Regions from separate parts of the Homo sapiens genome. Here region 1 is linked to region 2. A link is an interaction called in ENCODE POLR2A ChIA-PET data of the cell type or tissue named here. Cell type or tissue: PC-9. All regions are shown on one strand. Each heading gives the region's core, and the rest is flanking DNA. Links, peaks and the distances in the headings are about the cores only.

The links. ChIA-PET counts read pairs that join two places held together with the same protein. Peaks named below come from ENCODE experiments on the same cell type or tissue, not always from the same donor. Only the 100,000 strongest peaks of a DNase experiment are listed, where the experiment ranks them.
Region 1: POLR2A ChIA-PET joins it to region 2 with 25 read pairs; 8 of 35 experiments call an interaction of 5 or more read pairs at or near these places.

What each region holds. Positions count from the first base shown.
Region 1 is chr17:81,868,429-81,882,137 of GRCh38, forward strand. ARHGDIA (Rho GDP dissociation inhibitor alpha) reads right to left here and starts at 2,909. Exons shown (of 6, transcript NM_004309.6): 1 at 2,870-2,909; 2 at 1,313-1,529; 3 at 1,114-1,197; 4 at 902-978; 5 at 745-808; 6 at 1-647. The coding sequence starts at 1,502. The coding sequence ends at 448. RefSeq lists enhancers at 1-193, 194-822, 537-686, 1,317-1,496, 3,437-3,506 and 1 more and silencers at 327-376, 977-1,186, 2,217-2,646, 2,847-3,256. In PC-9, for the core only: CTCF peaks have their summits at 1,093 (motif pointing right), 3,134 and 3,334; a DNase peak (open chromatin) is centred at 2,973; H3K4me3 peaks cover 3,054 bases; H3K27ac peaks cover 2,380 bases.
Region 2 is chr17:81,805,876-81,812,694 of GRCh38, forward strand. GCGR (glucagon receptor) reads left to right here. Exons shown (of 14, transcript NM_000160.5): 2 at 2,967-3,203; 3 at 3,907-4,009; 4 at 4,950-5,057; 5 at 5,135-5,256; 6 at 5,347-5,453; 7 at 5,529-5,685; 8 at 5,776-5,935; 9 at 6,011-6,071; 10 at 6,308-6,377; 11 at 6,702-6,790. The coding sequence starts at 3,144. Among named protein-coding and RNA genes, the nearest start is that of GCGR, 5.1 kb to the left of the region's middle. In PC-9, for the core only: a CTCF peak has its summit at 3,123 (motif pointing left); no DNase peak of the experiment used is centred there; H3K27me3 peaks cover 2,483 bases.

The DNA of each region.
Region 1 (13,709 bases), core at 1-5,000, 63 kb after region 2:
GGAGGACGGCCCGGCCCCCACGAGGCCGTGCATCCCACACCCCAGCTCCACCCCGGAGCAGCAGACGCACACGTCCAGGGGCAACCACGGGGCCTGGAGAATGGCTGCTCCGCTCCCTCCTGAAGCCAGGCCTCGGGTGTGACGGGGAGATAGAACCTGGGGGGCACAGAAAGGGCAGCAGAGGCCTGGCTGCGGCCTCTCTCCCCCACAGCACAGGCAGAAGCAGCAACGAGACAGGAGACCGAGGAGGCTGGGCCTGTGGGTGGGGGAGGGCTGAGGAGGGGGGTCGGAGGCACTCGGTTGAGCCAGGCCAGGGAGGCGGACCAGGGTGGGAGGGGCACGGAGGGCCTGTCAGCACTTTGGTATGGGGAGGGGAGGGGCTGGGGGGGACACATCCGCCTGTCCGTCGTCCGTCCGTCAGTCTGCCCTGCCCGCCTCTGGCTGGGCTCAGTCCTTCCAGTCCTTCTTGATGGTGAGATTCCACTCCCAGGACAGGTGGTCGGTCTTGTCGTCGTCTGTGAAGCGGGACTTGATGCTGTAGCTGCCCCGGGCCAGCATACCCTTGGGTGCCTCCTCCACGGGGGTCAGGAACTCGTACTCCTCGGCCCGGGGCCCATAGCTGCCTACCATGTAGTCAGTCTTGTCAACTGCGGCACAAGGAAGAGGGCGGTCAGCGGCCCCGCTTCCCCGCCTGGCAGCACGCACCCAAGCGGCCCCCTCTGCCCTGCCCGGGGCCCCACTCACTCTTGACGCCTTTCCTGTACGTATGCTGGATGTACTTCATGCCGGACACTATCTCTCGGTTAACCTGCAGGACCCGAAGCGAGGATCAGGGAAGGTCGGTCCGGACCCCAGCCCCAGCCCCGCCTCCATTCCCTGGCCACAGCAGCCTGTAGCTTACCCGGAAAGAGATTTTTATCCGGTACTCCACACCCTCCTTCAGCACAAACGACTGCTTCTTGAAGCTCTCCAGGTCGCCTGTTGGGGGGACCTCCCCCTCAATGACTGCCCAGCAGCCCTGCGCGAAGCCCCAGCCCTGCGCGGCCCCCTGGCTGCACTTCCCGAGATCCCCACCAGGGGCCGCCCGGACCCCCGCGGCCGCAGGGCACTCACCCGTCAGGTCCAGCTCCAGGGGGCCCGGGGCCGAGCTGCACACCAGGGTCAGGCCAGTCACCACGACGTTGGGGACGTTGGGGTCTGGGGAGTGACAGCAGGTGAGGGCCCCACCCCCACCAGTGGAAGTAGGGGCTGGGGAGCGGCAAGACAGCTGGAGTGAACGGGCGGCCACCCGGCTCCCGCAGCCCAGACTCACCTGCGGAAACGGCCACGCGGCCCAGCAGGGCCTCCTTGTACTTTCGCAGGCTCTCGTCGTCCTTGTCCAGCTCCTGGATCTCCTGGATGCTCTTCTGGGCCGGGGGCTTGTAGTTGACCGAGTGCTCATCCTCCTCGTTCTCCGCTGCAATCTGGGCCAGCTGCTCGGCTGTGGGCTCCTGCTCAGCCATGCTCAAGCTTAGCCTGGGTCGGGACACCTGTGGGCGGGACGGTGACAGGCCTTGGACCTGGATCCCCAACGGAGGCGCACTTCTGAGCAGGAGTGTGGGCTGCAGCCGGAGCTCCAAAAGGGCTCCAAGGGGGCCACCTTCGCTCCTCTCCACCCCCGCGATTCCTGCTCAGGGGCATCCTCTGGGGCAGTGTGAGGTGCCCCCACCCCAGGTATAACATCTAAGACAAAATGGGAACTGCAGCCGATCATGGGGAGAGAGGACACACCTCCCCCTCCACGATGGAGGAGGCAGCAGCCCCCTGTATGTGTGGGGCGGGGCTAGCAGGCCCCAGAATCAACCGGCGGGGCCCACACTAAACCCTCTCTTAGGGTCTTGCCGCTCTTGAGCTGCCCAGGCCCTCGCCCTACGGGGTAACGGGGCTCGGTATCCCTCAGTAGGGTTGCTCCTCTGGCCGTGGTAGTCACATGTAAACGTGTGTGGTCGGCTCAGCGTCATCTTTCAAACAGGATGCCCCTGGAGCTCGGATGTTAGGGGCAGCTAGAATACCGCACGGGGCCACCTGGACACGGGGATCCTAAGTATCTGCGGTTTCTCCACAATTGTGAGGGTCTGTGACCTACAACTTGGGAGCTACCACAGCCACTCAGTACTCTCGGGCCCTCTTGTAGATGGTGGGCCCGGAGTGCCCGGGGCAGCACTGACCCGGCAGGGGATCTGTCAGGCTCAGATCCTTCCCGGCAGCGTGGGAGGTGGGTCAGGGAGCAGCACACCCGGGACACCCAGGCCGGGGTCCAGGCCGCCCTGCTTCCTCCAGGGGCTGGGGCCTCCGCGCCGCGCGAGGATAGCCGTAGGCGCCGGGATCCTAGGGCGCGGCCCGCACTTCCGCAGGGCCCGCAATCCGTGCCGGGCGTGGCCCGGGCGCTGGGGGAGGCCGCGCCCCAATCCCCGCGTCGCCCCCGAACGCGATGGACCGCGGCTGCCGGCCCGGCGCCCCCCGCGTCCCCAAGGAGGGGCCCTCAGGTCTGGCCCGGGCCCCACGCGCCTCGGCGGCCATGAAAGAAGCTCCGGACCGCTCGGGAGGGGCCGGCACTCCCCTGGTCCCCGCCGCCCCTCCGGCCCGGGACCCGCACGTGGGGCCGGGGCCGCCGCCGCCCGGTCCCGCCCCGGCCCCGCCCTAGCCCGCACCGCCCTGGCCCGCTGTCACCGCGCCCCCGCCCGCCGAGACCCTGCCGCGGGCTCAGGGCGGGGCGCGAACAAAGGCGGAAGCCCCCACCTCAGCGCCCCCCGCCCCCGCCGGCGCCGCCGGTCCCCGCCCCGACCCGCCGCCTCCGCCCCGCCGCCTCCGCCCCGCCACGGCCACTCACCGGAGGGTTCGGCCGCGCGGTTCAGGATCCCTCCCGCACTAAATGACGAACGTCGTCGGCCGCCCCGCCCGCCCTGCCTGTCACTTCCGGGGTCACGAGACTTCCGCTCACTCGGGCGGGGAAGGCCAGGGCGCATGCGCGGCGCGCGGGTGGCCGGGGGCACGCCGTCGCCATCTTGCGGCTGGGCCTCGTGGGCGCGTTCCGCGTGGGTTCTGGCGTCGTCACCTTCCACCCCAAGCCCCGTCAGTGGTCACCTCTGTAAGCCAGGGCACTTCCCTACGCGAGCCCAGGGCGCCCGCACCCGGGAGGCGAGGTCCGGTCCCGCCTCTCGCCGCTGCCCAACCCGCGCCCACTCGAGGCCTGCGGCGGCCGCGTGGGCTGTGGAAGCCCGCGCAGGTGCAGTGCGCTGCCCTCCCCGGCCCAGTCGGTCCGACTGCGACTCTTGCTTCGGGGCCTAGTCACCTAGTCCCGGGACTTCGGGGAGGTAACGGGCACGGGGATTAAGTTCTCGTTAAACACGGGCGAGAGCGCTGGCGCGCGGGCCGTTCCAGGGCCTTGGTGTCCCCCGTGGAAAGACAGGGCTGTGGGGCTAGGAGGAGCCCCTTGCACGCCCCGCGGAAAGCTGGTGCTGGGCGAGGGCGCAGCGGAGGTGTTTTTCTCCAGGCTGAGACAGAATTCGTGCGCAGCGCGCGTGGCTGCCTGGCGCAGGCGCCGCTGCAGAGGCCCTAGTGTCCCTGAGGAATCCCGCGGCTCCTCAGGACCAGGAGGCAGGGAGCTCCTGGCACCGTGAGCAGATGAGGGGCTGCCTCAGCCTGGGCTTCACCGCAGAGCCCTGTTCCCCACTCCGCTTGTTCCGAGATTCCACACATTCGCCCACAAGGGCCGTGTTGAAGTATCAGGAACGGCCGCATAACGTGAGTGGCCTGGCCCAGCAGCAGTGCTCGCACCCAGCCCCGGGCTCGCCTCTCCTGGAGGCCAAGCCCCTAAATGCCCTGCACCAGACACTGGGTGGGACGCTGCCCCGCGTCCAGCCTGCAGCACTTGTTAGGACTGTGGACTCGTTAACGTGGACGCCTCTTTTATTTATTGATTGATTATTTTTTTGAGACGTAGTCTCAGTGTCGCCCAGGCTTGAGTACAATGGCACAATCTCGGCTCACTGCAACCTCCACCTTTCAGGTTCAAGCGATTCTCCTGCCTCAGCCTCCCGAGTAGTTAGGATTACAAGTGTGAGCCAACATGCCCAGCTAATTTTTGTATTTTTAGTAGCGACAGGGTTTCACCATGTTGGCCAAGCTGGTCTCGAATTCCTGACCTCAGGTGATCCACCCACCTCAGCCTCCCAAAGCGCTGGGATTACAGGCATGAACCACCGGGGTGCCCAATCTTTTTTTTTTTTTTTTTTTTTCTTCAAGACAGGGTCTTGCTCTTTTGCCCAGGCTGGAGTGCAGTGGTACAATCTCAGCTTACTGCTGCCTCTATCTCCTGGGCTCAAGCAGTCCTTCCACCTCAGCCTCCCGAGTAGCTGGGACTACAGGTGTGCAACACCATGTCCAGCTAATTTTTTATTTTTTGTACAGACAGGGTCTCACTATGTTGCTCAGGCTGGTCTTGAACCCCTGAGCTCAAGCGATCCTCCTGCCTCAGCCTCCCAAAGTGCTAGGATTACAGGTGTGAGCCACCATGTCCGGCCACCCAGCCTCTTTTAATCACTCTTGAGCTCCATGCAGACAGGGCCCTGTCTGTTTGGCCCATACTGCCAGGCAACCCAGGCTGATCAAGAGAAGTGGAGACCACACGCACACACACACGCACAGCTGCTTTGTTCAGACACAGACATGAACACAGGAGGGCATTTTTGGGGACAGAACTATGCAAAATACCGAGCTTGGTGTCTTTTGAAAATTTCTGAATGTTGGAGGGATATTTGAGAGTTTCTGTAACTGAGTCACACTGTCAGTGCCATGTCATCAGCACAGCGTTTCCTAATCAGGTGTGAAATGCTTCACTGTTAAAGACTCAGAGCCCCTGTGCAGGTGATCATGTTGCCCAACTTTCCAATAACCCAAGTGCTTTTAAAAAAAAACTGTTGGGCCGGGCGCGGTGGCTCACGCCTGTAATCCCAGCACTTTGGGAGGCCGAGGCGGGCGGATCACGAAGTCAGGAGATCGAGATTGTCCTGGCTAACACGGTGAAACCCCGTCTCTACTAAAAATACAAAAAATTAGCCAGGCGTGGTTGCAGGTGCGTGTAGTCCCAGCTACTCGGGAGGGTGAGGCAGGAGAATGGCGTGAACCCGGGAGGCGGAACTTGCAGTGAGTGGAGATCTCGCCACTGCACTCCAGCCGGGGCGACAGAGCGAGACTCTGTCAAAATAAATAAATAAATACATAAATAAAAGATTCGATTGTGTGGGTATACATTTTGTTTGTAACCATTCCAGTTGGCAAATATTTGGTTTCTTTTTTGTCCATTATGAATAATACTGCCATAAACATTTACGAATATTATAAACCATTATAAATGTTGCATTAAGCCTTTTCATGAATATGTGCTTTCATTTCTCTTGGGTAGATTCCTGAGTGGAAGTCCCCAAATGTTTTCCAATGTAGGTGTGCCACTTTGCACCCCCTAGCAACGCTGGGCTGCTCCAGGTGGCCACAGGCTCAGCAATACCTGCTGTGCTTGATCCCAGCTGTACAAGTGTGAAGCAGTGTCGTGTCACACTGTGAGTCGCACCTGCACTTCCCCAATGAGTCTTCCTGGGCAGAAACCTATTTAAATCTTTTGCTCATTTTTAATTGGGCTGTCTGATTAAGCTATGAGTACTTACATATCCTGTATACAGTCCTTTATCAGATATATGAGGCTGGGTGCAGTGGCTCACGCCTGTAATCCCAGCACTTTGGGAGGCCGAGGCAGGCGGATCACCTGAGGCCAAGAGTTTGAGACCAGCCTGGCCAGCATAGCAAAAAAACTGTCTCTACCAAAAATACAAAAATTAGCCGGGTGTGGTGGTGCACGCCTGTAGTCCCAGCTATTCGGGAGGCTGAAGCAACACAATCGCTTGATCCCAGAAAGCAGAGGCTGCAGTGAGCTGAGATTGCCCCATTGCACTCCAGCCTGGGCAACAAGAGCAAAACTCTGTCTCCAAAAGAAAAAGATAGGTGATTTGCAGACATTTTATGTGGTTTGTCTTTCATTTTCTTAATGATGTCTTCTTAAGGGCAAAACCTTTTATTCTAGTGCAGTAGTTTTTTCCACATGGTGCATGCCTTTGCTATCCTAAGAACTCCTGAGCTGAGGTAGGCGGATCACTTGAGCCCGTGATGTCGAGGCTGCAGTCAGCTATGATTGTACCACTGCACTCCAGCCTGGGTGACAGAGACCCTGTCTCAAAAACAAACTCTTAGCCCAACCGGATATTGTAAAGATTCTCTCTCATATTTTTTCTGTGATCTTCTGCTATATTTTATGTTTGCTGACATTTAGATATACAGTCCGTATTTGGGTTAACTTTTCGTATGGAGTGAACATCTTTTCTGTGTGTAGGAACATCCACCTGTCCTGGCACCCCTTGTTGAGAAACTATCGTTTCCCCCAATGCAATGTCTCACCACCTTTGTTGAAAATTTATTCACCATAGGCCGGGTGCAGTGGCTCACGCCTGTAATCCCAGCACTTTGGGAGGCCAAGGCAGGCGCAACACCTGAGGTCAGGAGTTTGAGACCAGCCTGCCCAATGTGGTGGAACCCCGTCTCTACTAAAAATACAAAAATTAGCCGGGCGTGGTGGCACATGCCTGTAGTCCCAGCTACTCGTGAGGCTGAGGTGGGAGAATGGTGTGAACCCGTGAGGCAGAGGTTTGCAGTGAGCCAAGATCGTGCCATTGCACTCCAGCCTGGGCAACAAGAGCAAAATTCCATCTCAAAAAAAAAATTTTTGTTCATGTAAATCGAAGGGTTTATTACAAAAATTAGCTGGGCATGGTGGCGCACACCTGTAGTCCCAGCTACTCTGGAGGCTGAGGTGGGAGGATCACCTGAGCCTGGGAGGTCAAGGCTGCAGTGAGCTGTGATCATGCCACTGCACTCCAGCCTTGGTGACAAAAGGAGATCCTGTTGCTGGGCATGGTGGCTCATGCCTGTAATCCCAGCACTTTGGGAGGCCGAGGTGGGTGGATCACCTGAGGTCAGGAGTTCAAGACCAACCTGGCCAACATGGTGAAACGTGGTCTCCACTAAAAAATATAAAACTAGCCAGGCATGGTGGCACATGCGTGTAATCCTAGCTACTTAGGAGGCTGAGGCAGGAGAATTGCTTGAAACCGGGAGGCAGAAGTTGCAGTGAGCCGTGATAGCGCCATTGCACTCCAACCTAGGTGACAAGAGCAAAACTCTGTCTCCAAAAAAAAAAAACCAAAAAAAGGCCAAGTGCGGTGGCTCACGCCTGTAATCCCAGCACTTTGGGAGGCTGAGGCAGATGGATCACCTGAGGTCAGGAGTTCAAGACCAGCCTGGCCAACATGGTAAAAACCCCATCTCTACTAAAAATACAAAATTAGCCGGGCCTGGTGGTAGGTGCCTGTAATCCCAGGTACTCGGGAGGCTAAGGCAGAATTATTGCTTGGACCTGGGAGGCAGATGCTGCAGTGAGTTGAGATGGCACCATTGCGCTCTAGCCTGGGCAGCAGAGAGACCCTGTCTCTCAAAAAAAAAAAAAAAAAAAAAAAAAGGACAAAAAAAGACAGACAGACATATATGTCTTTGCCAATGCTACGTCCTAAAATGATGGCATCACATTAACTGGCTTTCTTGCATTACTAAAAGGATGAACTTTTAAAATAATTTTGTTATTTAAAAACCTTGTTTATTTTTATTTGTTGAGATGGAGTCCTGCTCTGTTCCCGAGGCTGGAGTGCAGTGGTGCGATCTTGGCTCACCACAACCTCCACCTCCCAGGTTGAAGCAATTTTCCTGCCTCAGCCTCCCGAGTAGCTGGGACTACAGGCACGCACCACCATGCCCAGCTAGTTTTTGTATTTTTAGTAGAGGCGGGGTTTCACCATGTTGGCCAGGCTGGTCTTGAACTCCCGACGTCGTAATCCTCCTGCCTCAGCCTACCAAAGTGCTGGGATTACAGATGTGAGCCACCGTACCCGGCCAGAAACAACTGTTTTTTAATTTTTCTTTTGAGACGGAGTCTGGCTCTGTTGCCCAGACTGGAGTGCAATAGTGCGATCTCGGCTCACCGCAACCTCCGCCTCCCAGGTTCAAGCGATTCTCTCCTGCCTGAGCCTCCTGAGGAGCTTGGGACTACAGGCACACGCCACCACGCCCAGCTAATTTTTGTATTCTTAGTAGAGACGGGGTTTCACCATTTAGGCCAGGATGGTTTTGATCTCTTGACCTTGTGATCGCCTCAGCCTCCCAAAGTGCTGGGATTACAGGCGTGAGCCCCTACACCCGGCCGAAACAACTTTTTAAGATAGAATCTATGTTGTTCAGGCTGGATTCAAGTTCCTGGGCTCAAGTGATCCTCCTACCTCAGCCTCCCAAGCAGCTGGGACTATAGGCATGTACCACTTCGTCCAGCTTCCGGCTTTTTCCATGGTTGTAAACTGCCTATTCATGTTCTTGGTGGTAAATGTTTCCCAAGGTTGTTTGTCTTGAATTTGTGAGATTGTCTGATTTGCAGAAGTTTTTGTTTGAGAGTCTTGCTCTGTCACCCAGGCAGTACAGTGGCACGATCTTGGCTCAGTGCATCCTCCACCTCTGGAGCTCAAGGGATCCTCCCACCTCATCCTCCCGAGTAGTTGGGACCACAGGTGGCACCATCATGCCCAGTTAATTTTTTTCTTTTTATGTTACAGCAATGAGTCTGGGTACTTTTTGCATTTTTTAAATGTTTTTTGTAGAGATGGGTTTTGCCATGTTGCCCAGGTTGGTGACTTACAGAAGTTTTTTTTTTTTTTTTTTTTTTTTTTTTTTTTTTGAGACGGAGTCTCGCTGTCGCCCAGGCTGGAGGGCAGTGGCCGGATCTCAGCTCACTGCAAGCTCTGCCTCCTCGGTTTACACCATTCTCCTGCCTCAGCCTCCCGAGTAGCTGGGACTACAGGTACCCACCACCACACCTAGCTAATTTTTTGTATTTTTAGTAGAGACGGGGTTTCACCGTGTTAGCCAGGATGATCTCGATCTCCTGACCTTATGATCTGCCCGCCTCGGCCTCCCAAAGTGCCGGGATTACTGGCATGAGCCACCGCGCCCGGCCTACAGTTTTAAAAAGTCCTTACTGTCCTGCAAAGATAGGGACTCTTTTACCTAACAATACCATGAACACACCCACCAAAACTGACAATGCTTTCTGACATCTAATAGTCTCTGCTCAATTTTCCCCAAGTCTCTTCTTGCAATTGTGTCCCCACATCAGAATCTGGACAGAGGCCGTGCTGTGCACTGGGATGCCCACTGCCTCTATTTCCTCTTCTGCGCTTGGTGCCACCCAGGCGTCCAGGAGCCAGTGTGTTTTGCTGACAATGTCCTGTGTTCTGGATTTGCTGGGCTGAACCCTCCAGGTGTCCTGTGAACCCTCTCCCATCCTCTGCACTTCTTAGGCAGGATGAGCCCAGTTCGAGTTTTAGAGGCGGTGCTGGGGGCCTCCTGCTGCTTCACGTCATTGGACTTGTCTTCTGGTCCTACCTGTAGTGAGGTATGGTTGGTTCTGGGAAGCTGGGCTGGTCCACCCATTATCAGTGGCCTCCTCAACTGTCATCTTCAATTTTCACTGTTTCTCACATGCATCATTTTATTGGACACTTCAAAGTGGTGATTTTCTAATTTTGGGTGTGTTTTTTTTTTTTTTTTTTGAGAGAGTCTTGCTCTTTTGCCCAGGCTGGAGTGCAGTGGCGCACTCTCGGCTCACTGCAACCTCCACCTCCTGAGTTCAAGTGATTCTCATGCCTCGGCCTCCCAAAGTGCTGGAGTTACAGGCATGAGCCACCGTGCCTGGCCTGATTTTCTAATTATTTCTGTATTTCTTAGCTGGAATTATTTCTTTTTTTTTTAAAGGACCCCGTCATCAATTGTTGCCCCAAAATTATAGAGTTCATACAGAAAAGACAAATTAAATGCCCGATTCTTTCCTTTTATTTGCCAATTTTTATGAGTCAGTGCCTTACAACTTCCAAAGGTAAACATGAGGCTTCTTTCCTTAAGCATCATCATGAACTCTTAGATGTTCATTTATTCAACACAAACTAAAAAAGGAATGTTAAGTCTTAAGATATCATTAATACTAACTTGCATTACTTGTTTATGAAGGATTAATATACTAAATAGAATATATGCTCACATTTTTATATGTAGATATTAATTTACAAGTAATTAACATGCTAAAACATTTTATAATTCGCTTCAATAACGTGTATAGATAACACAAAAATTAACTCTGGCCTACCTTAGGCTACATGATCACAGACAAGCTGATGTAATTAAAATGAGAAGATTTATTTCTTGGTACTTTCATGGCTTTATTTTTACATTAAAGTCTTTTATGATGTATTATTTATTGCTATCTTCCACCAAATGCTTGGCCAGTCAATCCCAGGGTGATCTTAATAATAACAACTAATACATGTAAACCATAAACATTTATGAAAATTATATATCCTCATATAAATTTCATAACATATGTAAGTTACAAAAGAAAGAAAAAGTCAACGAGGATATGGGGGAAGCCAAAAGGAATACAAACTAACAAATGAACCTAACTATGTACAAATTATGCAAATCACATAATTTGCAGGAGGTGGAAAGAAAGAAAAGAACTCATCTAGGCAACTTTTGAAACCAGTACTTAGATGCTACAGGTCAAACACAAAAACAACAGTACACGATTAAGGAAGTAAGGTGCCTCCATAGTGACTGCGCCTCCCTGGGGCACAGGTTGAACAGTTCACCTACAGCACTGACATGGCCTAAGCGAATGTCCTGTCAATCTGAGAGCCAGGTTTCTCCCTGTCACAGGAAGAAACTACACATAAGGAAAGGGGCAGGTGAGACAGGAACAGCAGGAACTAGACAGCTACAGAAACCAACAGGGCGGGTAAATGCACAAGCACGTGTCATAGATCCACTTCCCAGCTCTGTCCCAGGAGGGCCCAGAAGCAACAAGCACAGCCAGTGCCCAGGTCTTGGTTGCTAAATCCCAGTCTCCAGTGAGGGAGGGCTCCCTGGAGAAGCAGCTGGGTGCAGAGCTGGGACAAGGAAAACTGAAGACATCCCAAAATAAACAAGTGCTTAAATAAGGATAGGGCACAGGAGACAATCTCCAGGAGCTCCCAATGGCCAAAGCGTGGAAACAGTATCAGATTATGACTCACAGAATCCAACAAACAGCCCTTGCGTTCATACTGATATATAAAGAAAGAAATCGTAGGTCAGGCGCAGTGGCTCATGCCTTTTGGGAGGCCAAGGCGGGCGGATCACTTGAGCTCGAAAATTTGAGACCAGCCTGAGCAACATGGGTAAACCCCATCTCTACAAAAAATACAAAAAGTCAGCTGGGCATGGTGGTGAGCACCTGTGGTTCTGGTTACTCAGGAGGCTGAGATGGGAGATCACGTGAGCCCGGGAGGTCGAGGCTGCAGTGAGCCGTGATCGAGCCACTGCACTGCAGCCTGAGCCGCAGAGCAAGACCCTGTCTCAAAAAAAAAAAAGGGAAAAAAGCTGAAGGGACTGCTCTTTCTTAGAGATGAATTCCAATTAATAAACGTCAAAGGAATGAGGAAAATGCAAAAATCACCTTTGAAAACTAAGTTAATAATTACTGCATTGCAAGACCCACCAGTGGATGCTGAAATTAATTAGTGGGTAGGCCGGGCACGGTGGCTCACGCCTGTAATCCTAGCACCTTGGGAGGCTGAGGCAGGTGGACTGCCTGAGCTCAGGAGTTGGAGACCAGCCTGGGCAACACGGTGAAACCCCGTCTCTACTAAAAATAAAAAAAATTACCTGGGCATGGTGGCGCGTGCCTGTAATCCCAGCTACTTGGGAGGCTGAGACGGGGGAATTGCTTGAACCTGGGAGGCGGAGGTTGCAGTGAGCTGAGATGGCGCCATTGCACTACAGCCTCGGCAAAAGTGAGACTCCATCTCAAAAAAAAAAAAAAAAGTGGGTAAAACTTGGAAGTGAAACAGACATTCACTTAGTCTGGAAGTATCTCCCCAAGGTATTTATGGATGACAAAGGGAAAACAGTAACTATGTAGGGGAGAAGCCCCGGCAGCCGCTGCCACCACCTGAACTAACAGGACCAGGAGTTGGACAGACTGACATTGCATATCTCCACTATGCATTGAGAAGATGACATCCCAGCTGTGGTATTCATGCCAAAAAATAAAATAAACCAGCAGGGCGTGGTGGCTCAGGCCTGTAATCCCAGCACTTTTGGGAGGCCAAGGCGGATGGATCATGAGGTCAGGAGTTCAAGACCAGCCTGGCCAGCATGGTGAAACCTTGTCTCTAATAAAAATACAATAATTAGCCGGGTGTGGTGGCGGGTGCCTAAAATCCCAGCTACTCAGGAGGCTGAGGAAGGAGAATCGCTTGAACCTGGGAGGCAGAGATTGCAGTGAGCTGAGATCACACCACCGCACTCCAGCTTAGAAGACAGAGAAAGACTCCGTCTCAAAAAAAAAAAAAAAAACAAAAAACAAAACCTTGTCCAGTCATAAGGTCAGAGTCCCCAGTGTGAGGGACATTCTACAAAATAGCTGAGAGTACCCTTTAAAAGTGTCAAGGTCATAAAAGACAAAAGCTTCTATAAATCTGAATATAAAAATAACACTTCAGAAAATTCATAAATAGAGAAATAGGCTGACATTAATAGGCTATGTTCGGTGTGGTGGCTCAGGCCTGTAATTCCAACACTTTGGGAGACCAAGGCAGGAGGATCCCTGGAGCACAAGAGTTCAAGACCAACCTGGGCAACATAGTGAGACCCCATCTATACAAAGTTTTAAAAATCAGCCAGGCGCGGTGGTGGGTGTCTGTAGTCCCAGCTACTAAGGAGGCTGAGGTGGGAGATCCCTTGATCCCGGGAGTTCCAGGATGCAGTGAGCTGTGTTTGCGCCACTGCACTCTAGCCTGGACATCAGAGGGAGACCTTGTCTCAAAACACAATTTTTCAAAAATTTAGTTTTTTAAAAAAGATATTGAGATGCTACAATGTCCATTTCAGGAAGAATATCATAGCACTTTTGAGACAAGTTTCTTTTTTTTTTTGAGACACAGTCTCGCTCTGTCACCCAGGCTGGAGTGCAGTGGTGCAATCTTGGCTCACTGCAAGCTCCGCCTCCTGGGTTCACGCCATTCTCCTGCCTCAGCCTCCCCAGTAGCTGGGACTACAGGGGCCCGCCACCACGCCTGGCTAATTTTTTGTATTTATAGTAGAGACGGGGTTTCACCATGTTAGCCAGGATGGTCTCGATCTCCTGACTTTGTGATCTGCCTGCCTCAGCCTCTCAATGTGCCGGGATTACAGGCGTGAGCCACTGCGCCCAGCCTGAGACAAGTTTTTCTACAAAATGTAATGACATTAAGGTAATATGAAGAGACATGATCCTCATCTTTATGTAACTGGAGTTCAGGTATTCATTACGCTCAACAATATCAACCTTTTATGATGCTATTTTGTTGAATGTGATGAATGCCACTGATAATAGGACATTTAATTCCATTTAGAATATCTGTATTTCCAAGTAAAGTCCTAAATCTGCCAGGGTGGAGATTTATCCATGGTAAAGTCTATTCAATCCAGATATAAAAAAGATAGAGATT
Region 2 (6,819 bases), core at 1-5,000:
CTCCACAGCTGGGAGTTTCTGTCCACTCCTTCAGTCAACAAACATTGATCCTGGGCTGACCGGGGCCCGGGGGTGTCAGTGTCTCCTCTCGGGGGAGAGGGCTGGGTGAGATCAACAGAGGAGCCTCCCTTCTTCCCTTCAGGCTGGTGTCACCTTCAGTGATGGGGCAGGGTCCCCACTTGGGAAGTTAAATCGTCGTCCCCGTCCCAGGACCACAGCAGCCTCAGCCCTGCTCTCCAGGCCAGGCTCTCTCATGGGTGCTCAGCTGGAAATTGGTCCCCCCCCGGCTCCACCCACCCCTGTTGGGGTGAGGAGCTGGAGTCTCCCTACCCATATGGGACCCACCACCCGCAGGGAACGGAGGACGCTCACACTTCTGCACCTCCTGCCTCACTATCAGAGACCCAGTGGAGAATTGCCTCCCACCTCACCTCTTGTATTCAGAGGCCCTGACCCCTAGGGATCCGGGACTAGGGGTGCCCTATGGGGAGCCCACCTGTGGCCTGTGGATGCTGAGCTGTCGGGGGAATCCTCCAGGATCCCCAGCCCCACCTTCCCAACCTTCTGTTGAGGCTGAGGGGACACAGAGCCCCACTCCTGGGTCCTGACTGTTTCAAAGAAAGGCCTGGGGGACTGGGCAGCCAACCCCTCCCTCGGCTCGCTGGGGTCTCCAGACTGGCTGCCCGGCTGGAAGGTGGGGCCCTGGCACGCGAGGACCTCATGTGTGGAGGCACTGGCTTGGGGGGTGCTCCCAGTGGCTCTAGAGTCAACATGACAGGCATCGAATGGCTCCTGTTTCTCTGGCAGAGTTGGGGCAGAGCCAGGCTTGGCCACGCTGGGCTCTAAGGGGCTGTCATTTTGCCCAGGGAGCTCCTGGCTGGGTGGTCCTCCCCCCAGGGTGAGCACGCGTCCCCCCCCACCCCCACTTCGAGGCGCCCAGGCAGGGAACAGCTCATTGGCCAGTGTCCTTCCTCCTTGTCCCCCGCCTGCATCTCCACCATCCACCCTGCTCCAGCTGCCCCTTGTCCCTCTCCCCGTCCCCTGCCCAGAGCCCCAGGTCTCCCCTGCACCCCTGAGCCTGCCCACCTAGCAGTGCCCCTCGTCCAGGGCCCCTCTGGGTTGGGGGTGCACACAGTGGGGAGAGGCGGCTCCTGCTGCTCCTCACCCAGCCCGGCTCAGTGGCCGGAGCCGCCCAGGACAGTGGCAGTAGATGGGGCTGTTTGATCAGGATCAGGGAAGATAAGGCCCCTTGCGTGACCCCAGAGCTGGGGACGCCAAAACTGCCCCTCCTCCCCCACCCGCCTGCCGCTGTCTCCGCCAGGGAGAGGCCCCTACTCTGTGGGTCCTTCGCCCCAGCACCAAGCCTGCATGGCTGCTCACCTGGCTCAGGAACTGGGGATCAGCGACACACGGGTCCTGCCTCCCATCGGCCCCTACATGAGCCCAGGGTCCAAGGGCTGCGGTTGGGAGCTCTTTAGCAGTCTGTGACGCAGGTGCCTGTCCCTGTCATTCAGCTGTCACACTGCTTGGGGCATCTCAGGCCCCGTTAGCGGGGCAGCCCTGGGTGGAGCTGGCCCCACGCGGGCTCACCCAGCCGCTACCTGGAGGAGGCTAAAATCCAGGCTGTCCCGTGGCAGCCAGCAGTCCAGGCCTGCCCGGAAACCCTCTGCTCCAGCTGCAGCCTTCGCCCATCTCCTTGCCCCTCTCCCCGGCTTCCCCCTGGCACTGCCTTCCAGCTGGCTGGCCCTCCATCTGCCCAGCCATCCATCCACACCTCTTATTCCATTTGAGGGTGCCCCAAAGAAGAGCCCGTAACAGCCCGGGGGCTCATAGCCAGCCACTCGCGGGACCCCGCACATGCACGTGGACCCACAGGAAGACCCTCCCTGCTTCTCCCACAGAATTCAGTTGGTGCAGAAACTGGGCTCTGTAGCAACGAAAGGCCGATTTGTGTAGCTGTTGCCACCCCGAACTCCCAGCTCAGATGCTGGCTGTGGCATGGGGACCAGGGGCTGTGACTCCCACAGCCCTGGCAGGCACCACGGGGGATGTCCTCCCCACCCTGTGCCCCCACCCTAGGCCAGCTCCTCCTCCAAGTCGACGCCCGCAGTGCTAACCTCAAAGGACTGTGCAGCCAGCCTGTGGCGTCCCATGGGATCCAGGAAGCCCAACCGAGCCTTGCACGGCACCCACGAGGCACCTAGGCACCCCGGTGCTGGGCAGGGGGCACACATGTGACACAGACCCCTGAGTGTGGGCCCCACACACTTGGCCTGGCACAGCTGCAAGCCAGCCCAGCCACTTTGCTCGCTGTGGCACTGGGGCCAAGTGATGGAAGGTCCAGGCACCGCCACCCTCACGCTTGGCACATTGGCTCAGGTCAGCCTGGCAAGCCAGCTTTCCCAGGGGCTAAGAATAGGTGAGGAGGATGGTGAGGAAGCAGCCGGGGGCTGTCAACTGAGGGAGGAGGTCACCATCTGGGGAGGCTGGTCCCCCACCCAAGAGCATTGGGTCAACCTGCAGGAAGGTGGCTGCCACCAGCAATGAGACGAGGGGCTCTGCGACCCTCAGAGCTGCCAGCCAGCCAGCCCTGGGTGGCAAGAGTGACTCCTCCTGGGGTCTCCTCCCTCCTATCGCCCTCTTTTTTTTTTTTTTTTTTTTTGAGACGGAGTCTCGCTCTGTCACCCAGGCTGGACTGCAATGGCTTGATCTCCGCTCACTGCAAGCTCTGCCTCCCGGGTTCACGCCATTCTCCTGCCTCAAGCTCCCGAGTAGCTGGGACTACAGACGCCCGCCACCACGCCTGGCTAATTTTTTGTATTTTTAGTAGAGACGGGGTTTCACTGTGTTAGCCAGGATGGTCTCGATCTCCAGACCTCGTGATCCACCCCCCTCGGCCTCCCAAAGTTCTGGGATTACAGGCGTGAGCCGCCGCGCCCGGCCCCCAGCTCCCTCTTTATCCCTAGGACCCTGAGGCTCAGAGGGGCAGCTTCAGGGGAGGACACCCCACTGGCCAGGACGCCCCAGGCTCTGCTGCTCTGCCACTCAGCTGCCCTCGGAGGAGCGTACACACCCACCAGGACTGCATTGCCCCAGCTGTGCAGCCCCTGCCAGATGTGGGAGGCAGCTAGCTGCCCAGAGGCATGCCCCCCTGCCAGCCACAGCGACCCCTGCTGCTGTTGCTGCTGCTGCTGGCCTGCCAGGTGAGGACTCACAGCACCCTCAGCACCCAGGGGCCCTCCTGTGAGGACTGCACACTGATGGCTCTCTGTCTGCCTGCCTGCCTGCCTGCCTGTCTGCCTGCCTGTCTGTCTGTCTGCCCGTCTGCCTGCCCATCTGCCTGTCTGTCTGCCTGTCCGTCTGTCTGTCCATCTGTCCATCTGCCTATCCATCTGCCTGCCTGTCTGCCTGTCCGTCTGCCTGTCTGTCTGCCTGTCCATCTGTCCATCTGCCTATCCATCTGCCTGCCTGTCTGTCGGCCTGCCTGCCTGCCTGTCTGTCTGCTGCCTGTCTGTCCGTCTGCCTGTCTGCCTGTCCGTCTGCCTGCCTGTCCGTCTGCCTGTCCGTCTGCCTGCCTGCCTGTCTGTCTGCCTGCCTGTCTGCCTGCCTGTCCGTCTGCCTGTCCGTCTGCCTGCCTGTCTGCCTGCCTGTCTGCCTGTCTGCCCGTCTGCCTGTCTGTCTGCCTGTCCGTCTGCCTGTCTGTCCGTCTGTCCATCTGCCTATCCATCTGCCTGCCTATCTGTCTGTCCGTCTGCCTGCCTGTCTGTCTGCCTGTCTGCCTGTCTGTCTGCCTGTCTGTCCATCTGCCTATCCATCTACCTGCCTGCCTGTCTGCCTGTCTGTCTGCCTGTCTGTCTGCCTGCCTGTCTGTCTGTCTGTCTGGTTGCTTGTGCATGTGTCCCCCAGCCACAGGTCCCCTCCGCTCAGGTGATGGACTTCCTGTTTGAGAAGTGGAAGCTCTACGGTGACCAGTGTCACCACAACCTGAGCCTGCTGCCCCCTCCCACGGGTGAGCCCCCCACCCAGAGCCTTTCAGCCTGTGCCTGGCCTCAGCACTTCCTGAGTTCTCTTCATGGGAAGGTTCCTGGGTGCTTATGCAGCCTTTGAGGACCCCGCCAAGGGGCCCTGTCATTCCTCAGGCCCCCACCACCGTGGGCAGGTGAGGTAACGAGGTAACTGAGCCACAGAGCTGGGGACTTGCCTCAGGCCGCAGAGCCAGGAAATAACAGAACGGTGGCATTGCCCCAGAACCGGCTGCTGCTGCTGCCCCCAGGCCCAGATGGGTAATACCACCTACAGCCCCGTGGAGTTTTCAGTGGGCAGACAGTGCCAGGGCGTGGAAGCTGGGACCCAGGGGCCTGGGAGGGCTCGGGTGGAGAGTGTATATCATGGCCTGGACACTTGGGGTGCAGGGAGAGGATAGGGCTGGAGGACTCACCCGGGAGGCAGTGCCTGGGTTCGGATGAGGGAGGCAGCCACCACTGGGCAGAGGGGGGCAGGTGTGGCAGCCTCCATTGGGCAGAGGGAGCAGATGTGGCAGCCACAGGTTTGGCGATGCACCTGGGAAGGATGAAAATGGCATTGGGGTTCAGCCCCCAGAGAGGGAGGTGCTGAGAGAAGGTCACGGAGAATGGGGGACCCCAGTGTGGGTTTGGGGCACATTTGAGATGGGGGGTCTCCAAGGGAAGGTGTCCTGCAGAGCTGCAATTCAGGGCTGGGCTGGGCGTGCTAGCGGAGGCTGGTCCAGGGGAGGTGGATGGTCAGGTGAGGAAGGTGGAGGTCAGATGGGGGAGGTGGAGGTCAAGTGGGGGAGGGAGCAGCCCAGGCCATGTCCTGGGCGAGGTGACGGCCGAGCTCAGGCTTCCAGAGAGAGGAGAGAGGCCTGCTGAGGGAGCCCCTTCTCCCACCCTGCCCTGCCCTGCTCTGCCCTGCCCTACCCTACCCTGCAGAGCTGGTGTGCAACAGAACCTTCGACAAGTATTCCTGCTGGCCGGACACCCCCGCCAATACCACGGCCAACATCTCCTGCCCCTGGTACCTGCCTTGGCACCACAAAGGTACCCATAGAGGGGAGGAACTGTGGGGGGGGCGGGCCCAGGGTGGGGCTGACCCCAGCCTCCCCCCACACCCCCAGTGCAACACCGCTTCGTGTTCAAGAGATGCGGGCCCGACGGTCAGTGGGTGCGTGGACCCCGGGGGCAGCCTTGGCGTGATGCCTCCCAGTGCCAGATGGATGGCGAGGAGATTGAGGTCCAGGTCAGTGGGCGGCAGGCAGGCGCGGTGGGGCTGGATGGGAACGGGCATGGGGGCCCCTGCCTGGCCCTCACAGGCCACTGTAACTCGCAGAAGGAGGTGGCCAAGATGTACAGCAGCTTCCAGGTGATGTACACAGTGGGCTACAGCCTGTCCCTGGGGGCCCTGCTCCTCGCCTTGGCCATCCTGGGGGGCCTCAGGTAGGATTCCGCCAGCGCCCGGGGCGGCCGCAGAGGACAGGGAGGAGGACGGGCGCTGACTGGCTGTGCCCACAGCAAGCTGCACTGCACCCGCAATGCCATCCACGCGAATCTGTTTGCGTCCTTCGTGCTGAAAGCCAGCTCCGTGCTGGTCATTGATGGGCTGCTCAGGACCCGCTACAGCCAGAAAATTGGCGACGACCTCAGTGTCAGCACCTGGCTCAGTGATGGAGTGAGCCCCCCTCGGCGGCCCCAGGCAGGTGGGTGGGTGGGCAGCCAGGCAGGTGGCCACGTAGCCGCGCTCACACTGCACCTGTACCAGGCGGTGGCTGGCTGCCGTGTGGCCGCGGTGTTCATGCAATATGGCATCGTGGCCAACTACTGCTGGCTGCTGGTGGAGGGCCTGTACCTGCACAACCTGCTGGGCCTGGCCACCCTCCCCGAGAGGAGCTTCTTCAGCCTCTACCTGGGCATCGGCTGGGGTGAGTGGGCTGGCATGAGAGGGGGTTAAGGCAGGCTGACCAAGCCTTTGGGACCACAGCTGCTGCCCCCCACAGGTGCCCCCATGCTGTTCGTCGTCCCCTGGGCAGTGGTCAAGTGTCTGTTCGAGAACGTCCAGTGAGTATGAGCGGCTGGACAGCCTGGGGAGGGACCGGGGGGCTGGGGTGCGGCGCTCTGGCCTGAGGCAGGGAGGGGCCGGGGATGAGCCTGGTGCCTGGGGAGGGGGTCATTTGTGACCTTCTCCCTTCCTTTTCTGAGACCCGAATTAGATCCTGGCAAAATCGGGACGGGGGTGCTGAGGGGCGGAGGGGCTGGGGGCTGTGCCCCAGTATGTGAGTGGCCTGGCCTCGCAGGTGCTGGACCAGCAATGACAACATGGGCTTCTGGTGGATCCTGCGGTTCCCCGTCTTCCTGGCCATCCTGGTGAGGAAATGAAGAGCCAGGAGCGCACCCCAGGCCCCTCCTCCCTTGGCGTCCTGAGGCTGCCCCAGGAGACAGCAGCATCCTGTCTGAGAGCGCTGGGAGGGAGCCGGCACCCAGACAGGACACCAGGACACTGGCCAGCACCCTGGACACTGAGCCAGGCTGTTCCTCCCTGGCTGTGTGCCCACCAGCCCCAGGGCTATGTGGCCCAGGGCCTATCTTGCTGCCAGGCCCACCTGCAGGAGGGTCAGGTGGGGCCTTCCAAGGGCACAGAGCTGTTCCCTGGGGCTCGGGATGCCCCTGACTCGCACCCTTCTCACACAGATCAACTTCTTCATCTTCGTCCGCATCGTTCAGCTGCTCGTGGCCAAGCTGCGGGCACGGCAGATGCACCACACAGACTACAAGTTCCGGTGGGTGCCGCGGCAGCTGGCGTCTCGAG